2 separate regions of the Homo sapiens genome follow, and region 2 is linked to region 1. Evidence: chromatin contacts called from ENCODE POLR2A ChIA-PET data. All regions are on one chromosome and are shown on one strand. The core of a region is the stretch at or near the end of the contact, and the rest is flanking DNA. Distances in the headings are between cores, read along the strand shown. Region 1 holds the start of UBE2S (ubiquitin conjugating enzyme E2 S). Region 2 holds the start of SBK3 (SH3 domain binding kinase family member 3).

Region 1 (4,722 bases), core at 1,437-3,936:
CTTTCCTCAGACAGATTCTCCCTGCCCAGCCAAGGTAAAATGGCAGCCCCATCCCTCCCTCTCAAACCTCCCCCTCCCACTAATTGTTCCTGTCTTTATCACTTGCTGATTGTTCTTCAGTCTTTATCACTTGCTGACATGATGGTATAGACTTACTTGCTATCTGGCTCCCGCACCAGGATGTAAGATCCATGAAAGTCGAGGCTTTGTCCCTTTTATTCTCTGCTGTATCCCATAGCATCCTGACAGCTAGAGTGTAGACACTAATAAAGAAGAACAAATGTATTGAATAAATGCAGGTATCCAGAGGGGATCATAATAATTAATAATATCCACCCATTATGGTTGTTACAAGGATTAAATGACATCAAGCATGTAAAGAAACTAGAACAGGGTCTGGCACACAGCAAATAATACATAATAACCATTAGTATTATCATCATTATTGTTATGTCTTTTGGGTGGATTTTTAAGATCAAGACGAATTTAGCCACTAGCTTTGCCTTGTCCCAGCTGGGGAACCCCGAGCAAGTCACTTTACCTCCTGCTCCTTCAGCTTCCTTGTCTGTTAATTGGGTTGGAATCCTCCACACCCAGCAGGCTAAAATTGAAGATCAGCAAAATGCTTATCGGCAAAATGGGATGACGTTGACTCTAAGCAGGACTGGTGGCATAGCGGATGGGGGGACGTGATGAGATTCAGTAGATGACGTCAACAGGAACTGGTATAGATTGGACCTGGGGTGAGGGAGCAGGAAGGGATCACCTGAAGCCATTTCTCCACAAACTAGTTATGATGATGACTTTTTATGCTGTAGCTGTTTCTTCAGTTGTTTTGGGTTTGTTTGTTTTGTACATATTGGTGGGGGTCTCTCACTATGTTGCCCAGGCTGGTCTTGAACTCCTGGGCTCAAGTGATCGACCTACCTTGGCCTCCCAAAGTGCTGGGATTATGGGCGTAGTCACTGTACCCGACCATGTAGGTTTTGTTTTTTGGTTTTTTTTTTTTTTTTGCTTTTTTGTTTTTTGAGACAGGGTCTTGCTCTGTTGCCCAGGCTGGGGTGCAGTGGCGAGATCTCAGTTCACTGCAACCTCCACATCCCGGCTTTAACCGATTCTCCCATCTCAGCCTCACGAGTAGCTGGGATTACAGGGCTGCATCAACACACCTGGCTAATTTTTGTATTTTTAGTACAGATGGGGTTTCACCATGTTGGCCAGGCTGGTCTCAAACTCCTGACCTCAGGTGATCTGCCAGCTTCAGCCTCCCAAAGTGCTGGGATTACAGGCGTGAGCTACCACGCCTGGCCTTGGCCATGTAGATTTCTTTCACACCTTCCTTATTCCTTCTTCAGAAGCTGAGGCCCCATGAGGGGAAGCTGGTAGCCAGGGGTCTTTTCAGGTACCTGTGGCCAAATTAGGCCCAGATGTTAATGCTCTCATCCATGGCTGAAAAAGGCCAAGAAACTAAGAAGAGCTGTGGACGCACAGACTGGCAGAGACACCGAGAGGGCACTGCGACCGCACTGCACAGATGAGCAAAGGAAGGCCAACTTCAGCATTCCCTCCTCCTCTCTAAGCCCCTCCAAAAGGCCTGCTCAGGGAGCTCTGGCCACCGTTCTCAAGCAATTGCCTGACGTTTTTACTGACACTGAGGGCTGGAGATGGTCCCTTTTCCAGGCAGCTATGTGTCCATTTCCTAGAGAGGGAAACTGAGTCCCAGAGAAGGCGGGTGTGGCTGGAGGCCATGGGTCAGTCATAGGCATAACCATGCCGTGAATAACCGTCTTGGCACTCTCTGACTTCTTTCCCTGGCAATACAACGGATCCCAGTGCCCATTTGTCACATAAGGAAACTGAGGCTGGCGTCTTCGATGAAGCCTGGCAGGAGTGGGGGTCACACACGGAGTGCAAGGCTGTCCAAGCCTTCAAGGTCATTCTGACTGATCTTTGAGCCTTAGCAATACAGGACGTGGGTCCAAGAGCATTTCCAGCACAAAATGGCGCCTCATAGAAAAATGTAGTCGGAGTTCCAGCGCCCACCTCCACCACGGCTCAAAGGAGGGGGCGCGGGCGGCAGCGCACACTTCATTTGCATATACAAAAATCAACGGATTTCGTTGGCTGGCAGCGGTTTGATCTGCACGAAACTGGGTCGCCCTCTGACCGGTCTCTATCAGTCATTGGCCCATGCGAGTCTCGTGACCCACCAGTCACTAAAGCGCATCCCTATTGGCCCGAGCGCCTTCCATCACGCGTTTAAAACCCCGAGTCCCGCCTCCCCTCGCCACGCTCCGGCCCCCAGGAAGACCGTTAGTCGCGTGCGCGACTTCCTCAGCGTCAGGGCGCGCCCGCGCGTATGCCGGGCCGTGGCGGCGTCTCATTCAAACGGTCCAATCAGCGGCCGCGTCGCCTTCCCCGTCCCCCTTCCTCTCTTCTTCCCCTTTTCAGCCCCTCCGTTCTTTGAGAACCCTCCCGACCCCCGCGGGCCCCCATTGGCCGGCCCGCTACCCAGCCCTCTCCGCCACTTCCCTCGCTTCTGACCATAGTTTGCGGGGAAGGGAGCGAGCGCGTCGAAAACCAAGGAACGTGCGCGCTGACGTCACGGTTGAGGCTCGGAGCTGAGGGGCCGCGGAGGGCGTGGCCTGCGGGCGGTTATAAAGAGGCAGTGGTGCGCGCGCGGCCGGCTCAGTGCTGCCGGGCACCGGGGCGGCGGGTTGGTCTACGCTGTGCGCGGCGGACGTCGGAGGCAGCGGGGAGCGGAGCGGGGCCGCCGGGGCCTCTCCAGGGCCGCAGCGGCAGCAGTTGGGCCCCCCGCCCCGGCCGGCGGACCGAAGAACGCAGGAAGGGGGCCGGGGGGACCCGCCCCCGGCCGGCCGCAGCCATGGTGAGCACGGGCGATGAGGCCCATGAAGGTGGTCGGGGGTGTCCCTGAGGGAGGAGGTGGAGTCTCAGGGGCCTCCGACGGGCGGCCTTGAGGGGTTTGAGGGCCAGCCTGGGGGTCCCTGACCCGGGATGGGCCCGAGGGCCTTCCCGCAGGCGGAGCAGGAGCTCGGGCGGCCCGCAGTCTCCCTGGCGGCGAGGGCTCCGGGCGCTTTGCGGCCCGCCCATGGGTGTTACCAGGAGCAAGGACGCCCCGCCGCCATCTCCAGACCTGAGCCGGGGTTTCAAGGATGCTCTAACCAAAAATTAGTGGAGAAGGGGGAGAGAGTAGATCTCTGGCCTACGTGGAACCACTGGGGACCAAGCAGGGTTAGGAGCGGGCTTTGGGGGGGGGGTTCTGGGGTGGGTGGAGTTATCTGCAAGCCCCCCCGTGAACCCGCCCCCATTTCTGTTGGAAACTCTGCCTGGGCTGATGGCCTGAAGCATCCTGGGTGAGGGTCTGGGAGTTCAAGGGTGATTGACAGCCTGGGGCCACTGAGTCAAGACTTGGGCAGTCTCAGCATCTTTAGGCCCTGCGGGAAGCCCAGCTCTTAACACTCGCTCACCCTGCTCTCCCATCCGTGCCCAGAACTCCAACGTGGAGAACCTACCCCCGCACATCATCCGCCTGGTGTACAAGGAGGTGACGACACTGACCGCAGACCCACCCGATGGCATCAAGGTCTTTCCCAACGAGGAGGACCTCACCGACCTCCAGGTCACCATCGAGGGCCCTGGTGAGTTTGGAAGGAAAAAGAGAAGGGGCTGCTGCTTAGATCCTCCATCACCCTGCTCTAGATCACCCTAGCGGGAAGTACCCATTACAGGCTGGCCTCGTGTCAGGTGTTGGGATGCATTGGTGGACAGGGCAGGACGCCACAAATGACAATTATGTACTCTTTTCCCACAAGGGTTGAGAAATATCTGGTCATTGAGTTAGTATATCATGGGACGGTACTCTAGATTTGAAGCAAGGCTTTCAGACATGGCTTCCCTGGACCTGAGGGTGGGTAGGAATTAAGTAGGAATGGGAAGAGAGCTCCAGGTGGTGGGAATGGTGTCAGCAAGGGCCTGGGAGGGTGGGCCAGGTGATCTCAAACTCCATCCTGCTGTGAGTGTCAGGGATGAGGAAACAAGCCAGATGCAGATCGTGGGGAGACGGGTCATGAATGATTTGCGGGTCACATGATTTGCGGAGTGATTTAGAATACTGTTTCATGCAGGCTACATTTCTGTTATCACCAGAATTCCTACAAAGTCAGGATTTGAGCAGAGCCTGTGAAGGAATGGTCTAGTCCACGGTGGTGATGGTGGTAGGTGGTCAGGAAAGACCTGGCAGCGGTGACAGTTGAGGTCCTTCATGCCTTGCTGCAGAGGGCGCGGGATCATGACAATAGGAAGGCTCCAGAAAGGCCCTTGGGCAGGTGGAGCTGGGCGCTTGGTAAAAACACATGAAGAAAGTTGATGATGAAGCTGCCAAGCTCTTTTAGGGCTTCTAGGCCTCTTCAAGGAGTTTGTAGAGGAAGCTGGTGGAAGGTTTAAAGCAGGGGTGTGACAAATCCCTCCAAAGTTCCTATTGACTGTAGTGAGGAGAGCCGGCCTGGCAGGGGGAAGAACCCAGAGGCCAGCCAGGAAGCTAGCCTTGGAGATGGGATGAGATTCAGGGGAGGACCTAGCAGGCCGGTGCTCAGGCTGCTGATGGGCTAGGGGAGGGACAGTATTTTGACCCAAGCAAGTGGGTGAGTGGGAGAGGCGTTCACTGGGTTGGGAGGCTGTGGAATTAACAGACAGTTGGATCCT
Region 2 (4,722 bases), core at 956-3,455, 140 kb before region 1:
CTCACCACAACCTCCGCCTCCCTGGGTTCAAGCGATTCTCCTGCCTCAGCCTGCCCAGTAGCTGGGACTACAGGCACGGACAGCACTTTTTCTACTTTTCTGTAGGTTTGCGACTTTCCCCAATCTAACCTCCGAACAGCAAAGGAAGTTCTACCTCTGCCCCTCCTTGGGTCCCTTCCAGCTCCCCAGAGGCCAGCGCCACAGCCTGTTTCCTGCAGATCCTTCCAGCGCCTACGCGTCGCTGCCGTTGCTGTGTCTTTATTAATAGCAGGGCTGTAGTAGTAGTGGAAACACGAGTGGGGCAGGCAGCAGGCCTCTGAGTCACACAGGCCTGGCCCGGGGCCCGCTCCCCTTCTGACCTTGTGTAACACGATCGTTTCTCGGAACCTCAGTTTCCTGCTCCGTAAACTGGGGATAAATACTGACCCTTTGGGCAGCTGGGAGGATCCAGTGTAAAGCCCCGCACAGGGCTAGGCGCGGAACAGGTGCTGAGAACATGAGAGCACCTCTGTCCCTGGCGCTTCCCACAGCTACTTCAGCTCCTGAGTCCTGCAGGAGGAGGGGCTGGGCCTGGACTCCTGGGTCTGAGGGAGGAGGGGCTGGGGACCTGGGTCTGAGGAAGGAGAGGCTGGGAGTCTGTACTCCTGGGTCTGAGGGAGAAGGGGCTGGGAGCCTGGACTCCTGGGTCTGAGGGAGGAGGGGCTGGGGCCTGGACTCCTGGGTCTGAGGGAGGAGGAGCTGGAGTCTGGACTCCTGGGTCTGAGGGTGGAGAAACTGGGGACCTGGACTCCTGGGTGTGAGGGAGGAGGTGCTGGAGACCTGGACTCCTGGGTCTGAGGGAGGAGGGGCTGGGGCCTGGACTCCTGGGTCTGAGGATGGAGGAACTGGGGACCTGGACTCCTGGGTGTGAGGGAGGAGGGGCTGGAGGCCTGGACTCCTGGGTCTGAGGGAGGAAGGGCTGGGGTCCTGGACTCCTGGGTCTGAGGGAGGAGGGGCTGGGGGCCTAGACTCCTGGATCTGAGGGAGGAGGAGCTGGAGGCCTGGACTCTTGGGTCTGAGGGAGGTGGGGCTTGGGGCCTAGACTCCTGGGTCTGAGGATGGAGGAACTGGGGACCTGGACTCCTGGGTGTGAGGGAGGAGGAGCTGGGGCCAGCACTCCTGGTGTGAAGGAGGAGGGCTTTGGGAACTGTTCCCTGGTCCCTGGACACCAGCGCTCCTGGCCTCTGGGGCAAGACAGAGGTGCTCAGCTCTGGGCCAGTCATCCCAGCTCAGGTGTGTGGAGGGGTCTGTCCCACCCTTTCCTCTGCCCTCAGGCCTGGGCCTTGTTGGGGGTTCACAATATGTTTTGTCCCGTCTGTCCTGGGACTGGAGCCCAGAGTCCAAGCTGGTCTAAGTTTGGAAGGGAGAGGGAGGGGGCAGCGGTCAGAGGGGGTGAGGGAGGGGTGTGGGGGGACAGGATGTCTCTGTCTCTGAGCTGTCACACACACCCCTGTCCCAGGCCCAGAGAAAGGGAGGGACAAAGGCTTTGAGAGAGAGTCAGGAACAAAGAGGAGGAGAGAGACGCAGAGACACTGGGGAGAGCGGACGGAGATGCCCAGAGGGGCCGGGAGAGACGGGAAACAGACAGACAGAGAGAGGGGAGCAGGCAGGGAGCAGAGCGTGGAGACACCCCCAGAGTTGGTGGAGAAAGAGTGGAGACAGTGTGCGGACAGGGGAGAGGGGCCGGCGACCCACAGAGACGGGACAGGGAGGGGGAGTCCCACCCCAGAGACCCAAGTGCGAGACAGAGACAGGGAGGGTGGAGAGAGAGAGACGGGGAGAGAAGGAGACAAAGACGCACAAAGAGAGAGGATAGACGGAGCAAGAGAGAGGCTGACAGAAAGGTGTTCCTGTAGAAGGAAGGAGAGACTGGGGTTGGCTAAAGAGAGGGGAAGAGAGGGTGTGGGGAGTAAGGGCTATCACCTGGGAAGCACAGCAGGGAATACACCCAGAGGGTGGCAGGAGGGCACAGAGAGGCAGAGACACTCCTCCAGCTAGACAGAGCCGGACAGACAAGGGGCGACTGAGGCTGACCTTGCAGACGAGCTTCCATCCCTTGGCTCTGCGCAGCGAGAACCTGTGGGGTGCAGGGGGCTGGTTGCTTTCTGGGGAGCCCTGACGGGGGGGTCCCGCCCAAGGGCCACCCCACATCAGGAAGCCCTGAGATGGAGCGCAGGGCCTCCGAGACCCCTGAGGATGGGGACCCAGAGGTGAGAGACGGGAGCCAGGGGAGGAAGACAGAGAGAGAAAAGAAGGAGAGAGAGGCAGGAGGCAACACGGGGAGAGAGAGGAAGAGAAACAGAAAACAGGGAAACGCAAAGACCTCAGAGACCCAGACCCAGGGAGAGAGGATGACAGAGATCCAAGGACACACAGCGAGACCAAGGCCCCCAGAGAATTGGACTCAGAAACACACAGCGGGATGCACAGGGGAAGAGGACGGTGGAGAGAGAGACCAGGGTGGGCAGGGGGACTGTGTGGGCTGAGGATGCACCCCCACTCGGGGCTGGGGGCTCCTGGCCTGCTCCCACAGACAGGGGCAGGCGGGGCCTCTGTGGCAGTGACCCCTAACCTCTCCAGGACACAAAAACAGGTGGCCCGAGTCCGGGTGAGTCACTGTGACTCATCCTCCTCTCTGGGGACAGTGACCCCTGTCCCCTGCCCCACCCTCCATCCTGGGGCTGCGCCGTGACCTCCTCCCCCACCACTCTCAGTGGACCCCAGACGCGCCCCCTCCTCACCCTGCCCCTCTCCCGTAGGAGGACACAGCCACAGCCCTCCAACGGCTGGTGGAGCTGACGACCAGCAGGGTGACCCCGGTGAGGAGCCTTCGGGACCAGTACCACCTCATCCGGAAGCTGGGCTCCGGCTCCTACGGCCGCGTGCTCCTTGCCCAGCCTCACCAGGGGGGTGAGTTCAGCCACCCAAGGGCAGCCTCCCCAACTGCCCCACAATAAGCATTCTCGGAAGCCACCCAGACAGGGGGCATTCCCAGGAGGAGCTGATGGGGACCCTTCTCAGTGGGGGTACTCTGAAAGTTAAGAGCTCTGGGATCTTCTGAGAAACACAGGCCCCACCCCAGAGAGGGCGAGGGACTGCCTACGGTCCCACAGCAGGACAGGTATGCAACTCAAGTTGGAACCCAAGTCACCACCGTGTCTCTTACTTGATGCCAGGGGAAACTGAGGCCCGGAGAGGGTGAGGCGGCTGTGCAAGCCCACGCCGCAGTCCGAGGCAGAGCAGGGAGGGTCTTCAAAGAAGGTCTCCTCCCACCCACACTTCACAGACAGGGGAGCCCGTGCTGCCCATGAGAAGTGTGAGGCTCAGAGAGTTTACACGGCTTCCCTCAGGCCCCACAGCAGGACTGGAGCCGCCTGAGTGTCCCTCCGACCCATCTCCCTGGCAGGTCCAGCTGTGGCTCTGAAGCTCCTGCGTCGGGATTTGGTCCTGAGAAGCACCTTCCTGAGGGAGTTCTGTGTGGGCCGCTGCGTCTCTGCACACCCAGGCCTGCTGCAGACCCTGGCAGGACCCCTACAGACCCCCCGCTATTTTGCCTTCGCCCAGGAGTACGCGCCCTGTGGGGACCTCAGCGGGATGCTGCAGGAAAGGGTGAGGCCACGAGGGACAAAGGTTGGGAGTGCTTATCCCAGGTCCAACTCTGTCCCAAGCCCCGTCTCTGTCTCCAACTCTGACCCCAAATCAGGGCCCGCCCAATCCATCTCCACCCTGAGCCCCCACATGACCTCCCCCTTTCTAATTCTCAACGAGGTTCCATGCCTGACCTCAACCCTAATCCATCCAATCACCCAAACACAATCGTGGAAAGGCAGGGAGCTGGGGGTGGGATTGAGGATGGACTGGAGTCAATGAAGGGGGTGGGGAGGGAGACAGGGTTGGGATTTTAGTTGACTCTGAGGTTAGGGTGTGGGCATGGGTGGAGTTGGGTGGGTTGAGTTTAGAGTTGATTATAGATTCATCGTGAGTATGGAGAAAAGCATGAATGGGCTGCAGAGAGAAGCAGAGACGGTTGAGGATGTGTATATAGACTGAGTTGGAGATGGGCTATAATGGGGTTTCTTCTAGAAAGGAGACCAGGTCAGGACAGAACCCATGATATTCTAGGGTCTCTCGAGTTTGGAGATTAGGGGTAGGGATAGTTTCAGGAATAGATTTTGGATTTGAGATAAAGTTAGGGATAAATGGAAGGAATAAAAGAAGGAAGGGGATGAGGAAGGTACATGTGGAGAAATGAGTCTCATTGAGAATTAGAAGGATGGAAGGATGGGTGAGTGGACAGATGGGTGGGTGAATAGATGGGTGGAAGGAAGGACTGGTAGATGGATGGGTGGGTGGATGGATGGGTGGGTGGGTGGGTGGATGGATGGATGGATGGATGGATGGATGAAAGGATTGGTGGGTGAGTGGATGGATGGATGGATGAGTGGGTGGGTGGATGGAAGGATCCATGGGTGGATGGATGGGTGGGTGGATGGATGGATGGTGGATGGATGGATGGGTGGGTGGGTGGATGGATGGGTGGGTGGATGGGTGGATGAAAGGATTGGTGGGTGGATGGATGGATGGATGAAAGGTTTGGTAGGTGAGTGGATGGATGGATGAAAGGTTTGGTGGGTGAGTGGATGGATGGATGAGTGGATGGGTGGGTGGGTGGGTGGATGAAAG

Evidence for each region. ChIA-PET counts read pairs that join two places held with the same protein, here RNA polymerase II (POLR2A).
Region 2: POLR2A ChIA-PET joins it to region 1 with 42 read pairs in PC-9. The contact joins the promoter of SBK3 here to the promoter of UBE2S in region 1. POLR2A ChIA-PET finds 5 or more read pairs at or near these places in 5 of 52 experiments (A549, AG04449, H1 and 2 more).

Annotation. Positions count from the first base shown.
Region 1 is chr19:55,405,752-55,410,473 of GRCh38, reverse strand. It overlaps UBE2S (ubiquitin conjugating enzyme E2 S), which reads left to right and starts at 2,686. Exons shown (of 4, transcript NM_014501.3): 1 at 2,686-2,887; 2 at 3,512-3,659. The coding sequence starts at 2,885. LOC105372462 (a long non-coding RNA gene) reads right to left here and starts at 2,329. Exons shown (of 3, transcript XR_936075.3): 1 at 542-2,329; 2 at 157-263. RefSeq lists enhancers at 1,928-2,037, 2,059-2,353, 2,710-3,223 and silencers at 2,458-2,507, 2,518-2,577, 2,588-3,057.
Region 2 is chr19:55,543,026-55,547,747 of GRCh38, reverse strand. It overlaps SBK3 (SH3 domain binding kinase family member 3), which reads left to right and starts at 2,205. Exons shown (of 4, transcript NM_001199824.2): 1 at 2,205-2,249; 2 at 2,799-2,949; 3 at 3,446-3,648. The coding sequence starts at 2,205. RefSeq lists a silencer at 151-445 and an enhancer at 1,967-2,803.